Linked DNA regions of Homo sapiens: region 2 is linked to region 1. Evidence: chromatin loops called from intact Hi-C (ENCODE). Cell type or tissue: A673. All regions are shown on one strand. Each heading gives the region's core, and the rest is flanking DNA. Links, peaks and the distances in the headings are about the cores only. Region 1 has its middle 63 kb from the start of ZNF148. Region 2 holds the start of MIR5092 (microRNA 5092).

Region 1 (6,696 bases), core at 697-5,696:
TCTTGGCCACACAGCCAGTCCGTCCAGGTTTCTGCTTTCCAGACAAGACTCCTTCTTTATGGCTTCTCTCTCCATAGCTGCTGAGCTAATGGGCCTGTGTGGCTTGCCCAAATCTCTCTGGCTCTCACATCTCCCTGCCTGCTCAGTAGTCAGGAAGGAGAGACTGAAAGGAGGGTAAAGTGAGGCCCCACACCAGGTGAGAGGGTACCCTGAGAGTGGTTCTTGGGGAGGACACAGGAAGGCACTTAGCTAAAATGAAGGTTTGGGCTAAACACTGCATTTCACTTACTCAGAGACTTTGGACAGGTAGTGTTCCAAACCCCTCTAGAGTTCTTTCCTAGACCTGAGCTCACGTGTGTGACAGCTTGGCATGGTGAGCAGGAAGCCAGTGATAGCTGTGTTAACATTGCCTGAGCCCCAGAGAAACTATGTGTGAGCCTGGGCGGGGCAAGGGCTGGGAGTCCATGTTGCTTGAGCCAGCCTGCAGGGAGGCCCTCCAGGCTTTTTAGGAGTAGTAGAGGATGGGGAGGGGGCTTCCTTAGGAGGTGGTGGGGCCTCAGGGGTCCTGCATCCTGCCCACCTGCAGGGAGCTCCCCAATCCTGCCTGACATTGGAGCTCTGGGCAGCTCCTTTTCGGGCCCAGCTCATGTTCCTTTCTGGGGGACATGCCCTGGCTGGATGGTAACTGAAGACCCCCATCTCCTGTTAGAGATGGAAACTGACCGATAGCTTTTAGTGGGGCCCCTGCAGATGCATGTCAGGGCCCCTGCCTGGAAGCAAGAGGTGAATTCTGGGAAGGGATTTGCAGTTCCCTAAACTCACTTCTGTTTGCCTAGGGGCCCTCAGACCTGCTGTATGCCCTGCCTGAGATAGCTCAGCCTCCAGCCCCACCTCCTTTAGCTGGATAACTTATCTTCACAAACTCAGCCCAGTCATAACCTTCTCTGGGAGATCGTCCCTGAGCCTCTGACTCCCAAAACTCCCTGTACTTCCCCTTAGAATTTAGCCCCACATACTGAAATAGTTGATTTGCGTTTATGTGTGTGTGTGTGTGTGTGTGTGTGTGTGTGTGTGTAGTTAAGTTTTATAAATCTTCTATCTGTCTTTGTTGTTGTTTTAGAGACAGGGTCTTGCTCAGTCGCCCAGTCTGGAGTGCAGTGGTGTGATCTCGGCTCTCTGCAGCCTCGACCTCCCAGGCTCAAGTGATCTTCCCACCTCAGCTTCTGTAGCTAGGGCTACAGGCTCACACCACCATACCTGGTTCATTTTCTAATTTTTTGTAGAGTTGGAGGTCTCCCTATGTTGCTCAGGCTAGTATGGAACTCCTGGGCTCAAACAATCTGCCCGCCTCAGCCTCACAAAATGCTGGGATTACAGGTTTGAGCCACTGTGCCCAGACATCCCAGATGTGTTTGAAAAGAACATGTATTCTCCAGCTGTAGGGTGCAGTGTACTATGCAGGGCCCTCATATTAAGCTTCTAAATTCTATTGTTCAAATCTTTTCTTCTTTAAATTTTTTTTATTTTTTGAGACTGAGTCTCACTCTGTCACCCAGGCTGGAGTACAGTAGCACAATCTCAGCTCACTGCAACCTCCGCCTCCAGAGTTTAAGCGATTCTCTTGCCTCAGCCTCCTGAGTAGCTGGGATTATAGGTGCCTGCCACCACGACCGGCTACTTTTCATATTTTTAGTAGAGATGGGGTTTCTCCATGTTGGCCAGGCTGGTCTTGAACACCTGACCTCAGGTGATCCACCCGTCTCAGCCTCCCAAAGTGCTGGGATTATAGGCATGAGCCATCACGCCCGCCCTCTTTTTTTCTTACTGATTTTTTGTCGTTGTTGTTGTTGTTGGAGGTACTCAGGATTTTATTTTTATTTCTCACGTCTCTTCCATCTGGCTGTTTATTGGCATCCTTTAAATTTTCCTTTGTAATAAATCAGGAATAATAAGTAAGCATTCCCTGGGTTTGTGAGTCATTCTAACAAATTATTGTAATTGCCTGATAAGTGCACAGACAAAATCAATTCACTGAGACTGAGGTATTGCAGTAAACGGAGTTATTACTCAAATCAGTCTCCTGACTTTTTGTTGTTGTTGTTACTGTTGACTTGATCTATAAATTACTGGGAGAGGTGTATTAAAGTCTCCTAAAGTTGAACTTGTCCATTTCTCCTTGCAGGGTTGTCAGTTTTTGCATTATAAATTTTGAAGCTATCTTATCAGCTGCATATAGGCTTTTGTTATATCTTATCTAATTCTGCCTTTTATCAATGTGTCCTCTATTTGTAATGAGAGCCCGATTCTCACCACCCCCCTCAACTTATTTCATGTGCATTTCCCTTTGAAAAATTTAAAGGGCTGCATGGATAAACCACAATTTAACTTTTTGTCTATTATTGGACATTGTTTCTAATTTTTCATTTTTATAAACCACACTGAAGTGAGCATCTTTGTATGCAATTGTTTCTGATGATTTCCTCCTCTGGGTAGATTTCTTGTAGTGGAATTACAAGGTTAGGCTGTATGAACATTTTAAAGACTTTTCATATATGTTGTTCCTTCATGGCTGTTGATGAAATTAGAATTTTTGGTGCCTGTGTCACCCAATTGGCTCCTGTTGAGCTATCTGTTCCCAAAATCCCTCAGTGTTTTTGACTTGGTCTTTTTTTTTTTTTTTGTCCCTCACCCAATATGTGTGCACTTGGCAGACTTTATGTGTCATTTGGAACTTGCATTACTCCTCTTACAATTTAATCCGTTAGATTGGGCCCGTCCCTCCAAACCGTAAGTCTCTCCCAGCCTCTGACCAGCAGAGTGTCGGCCATGATGCAGGGGCCGTGTCTTCTGTAGCTTTGCTCCAGTCAGTTATGGAAATAGTGAGAACAGAACTCCATGGCAAACCACTGGAAACAAGCCCATGGGGATATCAAGTTCTTTTTCAATGAGGCTAATAGTTAATAGTTTATTAAACATTTACTATGCACTAGGCACTACATATATGTTAACTCATTTGATTGTTACGACAAACTCCAAAAGTAGATATTATGGTCTCTATTTTAAGATATGGGAATTGAAATTCAGGGAGAGAGGAAGTCTGTCCAACTGGTCACCCTGCTACTGGGTGAGCAGATCAGGATTCCAACCTCTCAGACTTGGGTTCTGGTCCGAAACCCAAATGGCCAGCCCTGTTCTACAGGAATCTACCACCAGGTGGCGGTAGAGCCAATGGGCCCAGGAACAACCTCTCTGAGATCTGAAATTAGCCACAAAACTGCCTTTTTTTCCTATAAAAAGTAGCGCTGACTTTTATTGACAGTAACTAAAACTAGATTATTCAATAAAATAAATATTAACCTAACAGGCACATTCCTCTGGGTAAAACGATAATAAAGTAAGCAGACCTTTGAACTTGGACCTTTCAAGCCTAGATTTCATCAATATAATTCCTCAGGGGAAAATCTCTTTTTCTAAGTCACCCACACTTGGGCAATTCTCCCTGATTTTCTGCCCATTCTTTGCTGCCTCTGCCCTCTGCACTAGCACACTCCTAGCAGTAATCAAAGCTATAGGAAGACCTTCAACTGGGAAAGCGTATCAGAATTTGAGGCAAGAAATTTAGAGAGTGGGATGTTGGTGGGCAGTGAATGGTCCCCAGGAGATTCGAATATACCCTTCTAGGGGGCATAGGTGGGCATTCCTGGTTCTGGAGAGAATCTCAGATTCACCATCTATCCAGGCACCCTTCAATCTTCCAGCCTGGGAGGAAGGACGTGCCTCTTTCTTTTCTTCAATCTCCCCATCACATTTTGAGATTTTTCTGCTCCACTTTAGAAAAAAAAAAGAAGGTTTTATTTTTTAAACTCTTCCCCTTTCCTTTTTTTTAGCGTTCCTGTCTGTACAAACACTGGTGCTTTGCTTGTCCATTTTCCACTCTTGCTGGGCAGCATCTTTTTCAAACCATTTGAACATACATTCAAATTGTTTCACCATGTTGTGGGTATTGTATTTCAATGGAATTGGAATATGAAAAGGCCTTTTTTTTTCTTTGTCTGAGACAGCATCTCGCTCTATCACCGAGGCTAGGGTGTGGTGGCAGGATCATAGCTCACTGCAGCCTCCACCTCCTGGGCTCAAGCCATCCTTCCGCCTCAGCTTCCTGAGTAGCTGGGACTACAGGCACGTGCCACCACACCTGGCTAGTTTTGTTCATTTTTTGTAGAGATGGGGTTTCACTGTATTGCCCAGGCTGGTCTCGAATTCAAGCAGTCCTCTTCCCCCGGCCTCCCAAAGCTCTGGGATAACAGATGTGGGCCACCGTGCCCAGCAATTGAAAAGGACTTTTAAAACATCCTACCATGTTTTGGTTCTGCCTGGATGGACCAGTGTTTCCCCCTAGCCCTCCCCCAGCAGTGTCCCAGGCATGAGTTGACTGCCTCCCAGTGCCCTGTCCTCACACTGAAGGGAGGGTCCCTCTGCTCCATGCACAAAGGTGAGCTCCTGACTGGCACCAGAGTTAGGGACCTCCAGGTGGGGCTGGTCCTAGAACAGTAGCCAAGACTGAGGCTCTAGGCTGCAAATCAGGGGATTCTGAAGTCACATTCAGGCCTGGTTGGACTCCTGGCTCCACCTCTTACAAGTTCCATGACTTGTCAGTTACTTACCTTTACTGAGCCTCAGATTCTTCAGGGCAAAGTGTGGATAGCACCTGCTTTGCAGAACTATTATATTAGATACAATTGGCCAGGTGTGGTGGCTTATACTTGTAATCCCAGCACTTCGGGAGGCTGAGCCAGGCGGATAACTTGAGGTCAGGAGTTCGAGACCAGCCTGGCCAACACAGTGAAACCCCATCTCTACTAAAAATACAAAAAATTAGCTGGGCGTGGTGGCGCATGCCTGTAGTCCCAGCTACTCTGGAGGCTGAGGCAGGAGAATCACTTGAATCCGGGAGGTGGAGGTTGCAGTGTGCCAAAATTGCGTCACTGCACTCTAGCCTGGGTGACAGAGCAAGACCCTACCTCAAAAAAAAAAAAAAAAAGAAAAAAGAAATGTTATATTAGATACAATAATGACAATAAATGCATGTCAAGTGTGCCTGGTAGGTATGTGCTAGGTAAATAACGTTGGCTATTGTTCAATGGAGTAAGGGATCTGGGACATCTCACAGAATCATGGAATGTTATTGCTGGTGGTCCCATAAGATCATAGGCTAGTTCTCTTAAATAACCAAATAGCTTGCTTTACCCACTTGAATGAAAACAACAAATTATTTTTTAAGGTCTAAAGAAGTGACTCCATGTTCCCAACACACTAATTATTTAAAATGTCCTTTTTACAAGGAGTGGTCTCTGTTAAAAAAAAAAAAAAAAAGTCCTCACTGGAACTCCTCCCATAGTCAATCTAGGGAACCCTGGGTGCTTCCTAGTCATGGTTACTTCACCTCCCTGAGAAGAAACAAAGAGGCCTAAAAGGCCACTCTTTGTCGTGGCTGCGGCCAACAAGCAGTTGGCCAATAGTGCACCATGTCCACTTGGGAACTGTCTTGAGGGCGGGGACCTTGTCTCCGCAGGAAGCTTCCAGGCTACTGAGACCTGCCTCTCATGCCACAGTGGTTTCTCGGGGCTCAAAATGGGGACAAGGACTCCTCTGCACGGTTGTAGTTAGCCTAGACCTAGCCTGGGCTCCATGGCCACAGAGTTTTGGAGACTGAGCTCTTTGAACTCATGCACACACAATGGGTCACAAGCCAGGCCCCAACCAGCTTGAGCCAGTTCTCCCCATGATTCAGGAGAAGGAGCTCCAAGAACTCTTGGCATCACCTTGAAGTGAGAGGCTGTCCCTCACTGCAGTTGCCAGCAAAAACCAAAATGGCCACTCAGTGATGCCACAAGTCTCCCTTCTAACTAAACAGGACCAGCTCACCCCAGGCCAGAGCTGGTTCCTGTCCTTCCAGCACCTCCAAGTCCAATTCCCAAAGCCCCAGAGCGGGTCCTTCCTCTCCTGTCCCAAGGGCCGTCTCATTTCCTGTCCTGATTCCTCTTCCCAGCAGGGCCTCCCATTTCCCTGAGGAGAAACCACCCTGCTGTTACCCTCATAGGTATTTAGATGAGAAAACTGAAGCCTGAGAGAGGAAAGGTAACTTTGCCAAATGCACGCAGCTGGTTAGCAGGTGAAACCACATGTCCTGACACCAACTTTAAGCACTTTCCCCAACCATAGTGGGCCCAGATTCAAATAGGGACATTGGGAGGAAGAGGTATGGGTCAGGGGTTAGAGGTCAGGGGTCAGACAGGTGGGTAAAATCAGGGTGTTGAGGAGAGTGGTGCTGGCAGCTGAGTGAGTCTGCAATTGGTAACGGGTGGAAATGAGTAAGGGCCGATGCCCCCGGGATGCTGGGTTTTCATTTTAGAAGGAACTTCCCTTATGAGCTGTGCAATTAGGTTTTCAATGAATCAGAAATACTTTTTTGAGGATTAGAAGGAAATACCCAGTGCTGGCCCACAGGCTGTAGGGCTGTTTAAAAACGAAAACCAAAACCATAAAGCCCGGGCTATGAATTTCAGTCATTTGCACGTGAGCTGCCATTAATTTGTAGATTCTCTTTTAGAGCACTAACTAGGTGCACATAAAATTAAATTAACTAATTAACACAAATGTCTGCAACTGCTCTCAGGGTGATCACTCACGGAGGGA
Region 2 (6,696 bases), core at 926-5,925, 290 kb after region 1:
AAATTTCATTATCTCTTAGAAGTCAGTGGGCTGCCCAGCCAGGGGCAGAACTTAGTGCGACACTTGCCCAACTCCTCGTATTTGTCTTGTACTTCCCAGCATGGGAGATGTGTCCTAAATGAAGAAGCACAAGAACATGCTATTGAGAAGAGTCCCTCAATTGCGGCCATCCTTTGGTGTTTCTGAAAGTAACAAAACAAGGCATCAGATATAGCAGAAAGAAGCACTGGTGGTAGCTGAGAGAGTTTGATAGGCAGCTACAGAAAATCCCCATACCTTGGATGTTGATGGCACGCGGTGCTGAGTAGGAAATGCAGAGGTCATTGTTTTTCAGGCTGTAAAAACCTCAAGCACAGGAATCCCATATTATTGCCGTTTTATCCTGGCATCTTGGAAAGTACCGGGCACATGGTTGGCTCTCGGTTGCACTTTGCTGAGTGACTGACTGGGAAACACACCAGAGTGGATCAGCATCCAGTGAGGCAGATGGATGGACACAGTCCTAGGAAACGTAATCTGCGCAGCTTGTGAAAGTGTGATGAGAGTTGCAGGAGAATGGAGTTGATGGAACAGATTGTCAGAGCACTGTCTCCAAAGAAGAGGAGTGGCAGGGTGGACGGAGCGCCTGGCTGCACACACACCTGTTCCGCCTCCCTTTCTTTCTTCCTCCCATCCTCCCACCCTATAGGTAGTCATCAAAGCCTACGGGGTGCCAGGAGGTAGGCTTTGGGATACAGCGGAGAATAGGATAGCGATGGTCCCTGCCCTCATGAAACAGGGAATCCATGTCAGCAATATATGCTTTTCTGATTAATGCTATCAGAACACATGCTTCTTGTTAGCCGTGTGGCTGTGGGCAAGTCACCGAAACCCTTTGAGTTTGTCCATCTGTCTAATGGAAAGAAATACCCTCCTGGAAGAGTGTTTTTTAAAGGATTAGAAATAATATGTCCAAAGTAGTTATTTTTTCTTTGAGTTTGGGGGGAGGGGTGGTTCCTTCTCTCTCTCCCCCTGCCAACTGTTTTCTAGAAAATCAGCACTTACTGGATATTGTAGAGAATAATTTTGGGGTTTTATTATTTTGAAGACGGTTTCTTCTGTTAAACTTCTTCCTGCATCCTCTTGAACTGGCAGAAATAAAAATGCTAGACTTTTAAAGATATGACACTCTAGAATCCTGATTGCTAAAAATGAAAAGCATTCTAAAGTAAATAAAATAACAAATTCAAACAGTAAATCTGTAATGACCGAATGAGCACCATTTTAAACTCACACGTACCAGAGGTGATCGTGGTATGAGGAATGAGCATGGTACATTCTGAAGCTCCTGAAGTAATCAAGGGACTTCTGTTATGGCCTAAAGCAAACAAACAGCCACCATACAAACCTATATACATTTCTATTTCTTTTCCCTCAAATTTCTACTTGAAGCAAAAGGAAAGTCACTTCTTGCTTTCTCTGCCCCAGTAACTGTGGGTGGCAGCCAGTTTTTGGAGCAGTTCTGGAGCAATTACTCTGCAATCCCAAATTCCTAGTGTATGAACAAATCTGCTCAGACATTATCAGGGAAGAAATACTGGAACCTGGATTTTAGTCCTGGCTCTGCCACTTTCTCAATCCTTGACCTTGGGGAAATCACCTAAGCGTCAGTTTCCTCCTCTAGAAAATAGAGAATAATAATATCTGCCTCACAGATTATTTAGAGATTAAATGATGTAATAAAACGTATTTCCTCAATTCCAAGTCACCATCAATTTTAATTCACACCAAATTTTCAGGTGGAAAAAAGCCTTACATTAAGTCCTCATGTTGCTTGTAAGACATCCAAATTTCAGAAAATCAAAATGTTTTTAAAAAGTTATACTCAAAATGAGCAACTACTATAAATACGATTGCCTTGGCAAAGGAAGATTCTAAATAAACGTAAGACAGTCTTGTTATCGTGGTCATCCTCCCTGGGCGGAGGATCTGCAATCTGTGCCTGGGTTTCCCTGTCGCCACCACTCTGCTAAGCAGCCGGAAGCAGGGCTGCCCCTTCAGCATTTCTCTTGAGACCTACCGCACCCCCTCACAATCCCAGATCAGATGCCAAAGCCAGTGGGGACTGGACAACATGATGAGCCCAAACCAATCCACGCTGAGCTTGGCATCTGATTTGGGATTCTCCACCTTGCAGAGAATCGGAAAGTATCTCCACAATTTCTTTTGGACCGAGCTGTTCTTCCCTTTCCATGAGTTTCTTTTACACCTGACCTAGAGCCTCTCAACCATTTTTATGTCACTGCACAGCCAGAAAATGATAATATTTGTACAGCACTCCAGGGAAAAGGGAGGAACAGTTGGGCCAAGAGGCCAATGACTTCACCATCTGGAACCCATTCAGGGCATTCCAGCGTGGCCCACCTTCTCCAATTAGCCTCCTCAATGAAAAAGAAAGAGGGGGAGGAAGAGGAAGAGAAAAGAAGAAGAAAACCCTGGTAATGTTCACTGTTTTTTGCTTTAGAATTATAAGGGCACTTTAGTTTTTCGAAGCGTCTTTATGATAATGGTCTGGTATAGTGATCAAAATACCCTTGGGCTTGAAGTGCCATAAACAAACAAGTTGTGATACTTGCGTGTGTATCAGAATCCCTGAGGAAACTTGGTGTGTGTGTGTGAGCGCGTTTCCTAATAGCCTGAGGCCCGGGAATCTGGATTGTAAGAAGTGCTCCAGGTAGTTTTTTATCATGATTTTTAAGTCAGCTCTGGGAACTACTGTCTTCGAGGCCCTTGGAAGGTTTCTCCTGGCACTCTACCTTTCATGTTCTGCATTGCTCATTCTATTTTCCCCTGTAAAGGTAGCCTTTTTGATGCAGTAGTCCAAACCTCGTCTTGCGGTGCCCTTGTATATGTGCTCAGTCCTACCCCCTAGTGTACAAGAATCGCACTGCAAGGAGTAGATAATCAGCTGACCTGTGGGACCAGAAGCTCAGCCTCTCAGGCTTGCAATGTTCTCTGAGAACAGTGTGTCTCAGCGTTTGGTTTGGAGATTTCCTGTATCGGAATTATCTAGAAACTCATTAGAAAAACAGTCTGATCCATACTCTCAAATTTTGGACTAGTAATCTACATTTTAGGTAAGCATACTGGAAATTCTTATGTACATTCAGATTTGGAAACTACTACGTATATGGGATTTACTAATCCTATTGATCTGTAAAGGGTTAATTTGACTCACACATTGTTACCTGTCTTTGACAGGCCCCTTACTGCGAAATAACCATCCATGTACACAATGGACCCCTTGGAGTAACCAGCCTTGCTTCCAATATGACTGTTGGGGTAGTAACCAGGAGAAGGTGCTTAGGCCCTAAATTCTGTCACTGAAGCCAATGGTATGATTAAAGCTCAATGTGAAGACTTGAATACAACACATCCCACCCTCATTTTAGTTTCATCTGGCAATTGAGGTGTTTTTGCTTTGGCCATTATGGGTCTCCCAATCAGAGTGGAGCTTCTAGAATAAGTATTTTTAACATAGAGTCCTTGAGCCCCTGAAGTTGCATGCAAAATTGTATGTAAATAAGTGTATTTTTCTAGGACAGGGTTCAGAACTACTGCCAGATTCTCAAAGGCATTCTTGACCTGAAGGGGGAAAGATTAAGGATTAGAACAGAGGTACTTTTCAGGGTTAGAACAGTGAAGAATTATAAACAAAGGCTCATGTCCAGGTAAGGATTTCTGAGCCTCTGCAGACCAAGCCTGACCAATTGTCCAGCATTCCCCAAAATCCACCTGCTCTCCCTCCTCTTTTCTTTGTGCCTCATCCTTTCTTCCTTTATGCTTTTCTCTCTCTGTTTTTTCTCCCCAATCCTTTTGTCTCTCTTTTTCCCCTCTGCCCCCACTTTGCCATCTCCCCATCCCTCCTCACCTTCCATTTCTTCTCTTTCTCTCCCTTCCTGGCCTGAATAGGAAGCAAAGCATGTTCTTTGACTTGTTCTACCTGTTGAATATTTTCAATATTCCACTTATTTTATGTTGGTGGTTCTTGTTTGTAAAATTATGTGAGTTGCACATTTAATATTTCTCTGGCTAGATGAGAAACTAATGCTTTAGGCATCCTTGTTCCTTGATTGTTTGGATCCAGCCCTTGTTAGAAGGCTTTCTGTGGGCAGTGGTCCCCATCACCCCTGGCCAGCAGCAGGCATGCCTTAGGCCTCCCTCTTGTTCTGAGATTGATTCTGATGAAGAAAAACTGACTGACCAGAATCCCAGACCCCTGGCTCTGAGCCCCTACCCTGATCCCAAAACCCAGCTGTCTCTACTGGATTATTCTCATTTGCTGGCTTTGGCTTGGGGATCAGAGAAAGGAGCCATGGGCTGAAGAGGCCGTGGGACCTGGTCAAGTTTGCAGAAGGAAGTGCGAGCGAGCGCTGCCCAGCTTCGACCCCCGAGTCTGCTCCCACTCTGTGACTCTGTGAGCAGGAGGGATGGGCTGGCCCGACTCCCTGGCTGGGCGTTCCGGGTATGGATGCCTGCCACATGCAGTCACCAGCTGGGGAGGGCCCTTCCACACTTCTGAGCCTCGCCCGCCTCAGCCCTGAGCAGCTGGGAGTTCCGAGGAAGCGATGGGTGACCGCTGAGGGGTGGGCCGACACATCCTGCCTGTGCCCCCCCGCTGCTGGTTTGTGTTCCTCTCACTGCACGTGGCAGGTGTCCCCTGGCTGTGGGGAATTTGCAGATTACTCTCCATGTGACTGTAGAAGCGTCCCTGAAGGCACTTCTGGCTTCACCATTTTGGGGGTACCTCCTGGGGTAGGAGGCAGGATGGTGGGTCTGTATAAAGCACAAAGTGGGATATGTGCCCTCAAGTCACTCACATTTGGGTGGGGAGCAAGGCAGCCAGCTACAGACCCAGAGAACAAGGCAGGAAGTCCTGGGCTGACAGTGGGCATGCAGAGAGTGGGCTCTGTGGTGCGAGCAGCCTGTGAGTGCTGGCCGAGGGTTGGGGGTGGGAGTGAACCCAGAGGTGGAGCTGGCAGGAGAGTGCCGCCTCCTGAGGCTGGCAGGAGATGATGCCCCAAATTGCAAATTTGAAAGTTAAATAATATACAAAGGACCCACGTGGGCCCCCCACCCCACTCTTCTCCCCACTACCCTCACTCCAGGGCCCAGACAAGGCCAGTGCTAGAGCTTCCAGGCCTGCTCGCAATCCAACTTACATGTCCCTCTTGCCTGGATCTTCATGCTCCCTGGGGACTGAGGCATGCACCTTCATCTTCAGGGACGTGTTTTGAAGAAATATTGAGGCCTCTGCCACAGGGTTGACCTAACCCCAACACATAGGTGCCCACACCCCAGGCCAGCACTAGGCAATGGGGCAGCCTCTAGACATCTCCCTGGGGATTGCATTTGCCTTTAAATCTCTGGGCCCCATAGCGAGTTGGCAAGTGGCTGTCCTTGTTGGCCTAATGTGAAAGATTGCATCACATATACTACAGTTGTCAGAGACATGGCTTTGGAGTCAGACCTCCAGGTTCAAGCTCCAGCTCAGCTATAATTTGCTGCATAGAATTGGTCAAGGTAGTTAACCTCTCTGACCTGCTCTCTTTGTTTCTGAAAAGCAGGTAATAACGCCTGCCTCGCTAGGTTGCCAAAGCATAAAATAAGATAATGTTTATAAGAGGCCTAGTGTCATGCCTGGCACAAAGTAGGTGCTCAATAAATAATCATTGTCATTATCATTGCTTGTCCTGGAAGAGTAGGTCCCTGGAGGCCCTGGGTTATACTCTAAGGCAGTGCTTCAGGATCTGGGGATCTTGTTAAAATGAAGGTTCCAATGCCGCAGGTTGGGGACCATACTTTGCATAGCAAGGTAGTTTCCTGGGGCACCTCAATCACGTTCAGTCAGGAGCAGCAGCATCCTTTCTCCTCCTCTTGCTCTCCCCTCGTGCTCTCTGGGTTGATCAGTCATCAAAACACTTCCCAGGCTGTCCAGGCAGGATGTAGGGCAGGATGTATGGTCACTGGACTCATCCAGCACCCCAGTGACTGCAGCCACCTGCGGATGAGGAGGGGATCCGGAGGGAGGAGGGAACTTGTCTCTGACCTTGAGGATTCCTAATCTGACGGGGAGATGGTACAAACACACCTCACTCTCCATAAGCGCCTGCAGAAAAGGCACACAACGGCTTGCAAAGGAACACACAGAGGCACAGGAAGGGGCCACTTCTGGTTTTCTCCTCTCAGAGCTAGAAGGCTGAGAGCAGAGTGCCCCTGCCAGCCCCACAAAGGGAAGCGGAGTGCAGCCTGAAGCTGCAAGGTCAGGTGATATGGCAGTAGCCCAGGGCAGCCCGGGTTAAAGGCACACTCACTCAAGGCCGGCTCTCATTTAGTGGCACCGCAGGTTAAATGCTGCTCCCAGGCCTTGGGTCCCAGTGACCAGGAAAGTTTTGAAAATGAGAACATGTGTTGACCCTAGGACTAGGACAACAGCGCCCTTGATTTTGCGGAAGTCTTCCCTGGAAGTTGGGCGTGCTTGATATTGAGACGCTGCACTTTGTGTTTCTTGACGGCTTTGCTGCAAATTCTCACACACCTTGCCCTTGAGTAAAACCCCAAGGATTCCAGACGTCGGCAAACTCCCGAGCACAACGGTCCTTTCCACCTAAACCCCTGAGCACACAGTGATTTCTGCCTACATTGGTGACTGGTGGT

What was found. Hi-C counts contacts between places; a loop is a spot of excess contacts. Peaks named below come from ENCODE experiments on the same cell type or tissue, not always from the same donor. Only the 100,000 strongest peaks of a DNase experiment are listed, where the experiment ranks them.
Region 2: it touches region 1 in a loop (6-fold over the local background); 22 of 110 quality-filtered maps call a loop at or near these places.

What each region holds. Positions count from the first base shown.
Region 1 is chr3:125,434,508-125,441,203 of GRCh38, reverse strand. No RefSeq gene overlaps it. Among named protein-coding and RNA genes, the nearest start is that of ZNF148, 63 kb to the right of the region's middle. In A673, for the core only: CTCF peaks have their summits at 2,985 and 3,196 (motif pointing right); a DNase peak (open chromatin) is centred at 3,243.
Region 2 is chr3:125,146,930-125,153,625 of GRCh38, reverse strand. All of the region lies in intron 5 of SLC12A8 (solute carrier family 12 member 8), which reads left to right. MIR5092 (microRNA 5092) reads left to right here and starts at 2,074; the gene lies at 2,074-2,161. RefSeq lists enhancers at 4,306-4,375, 4,396-4,585, 4,696-4,785, 5,916-5,975, 6,386-6,455. In A673, for the core only: a CTCF peak has its summit at 2,906 (motif pointing left); a DNase peak (open chromatin) is centred at 2,905.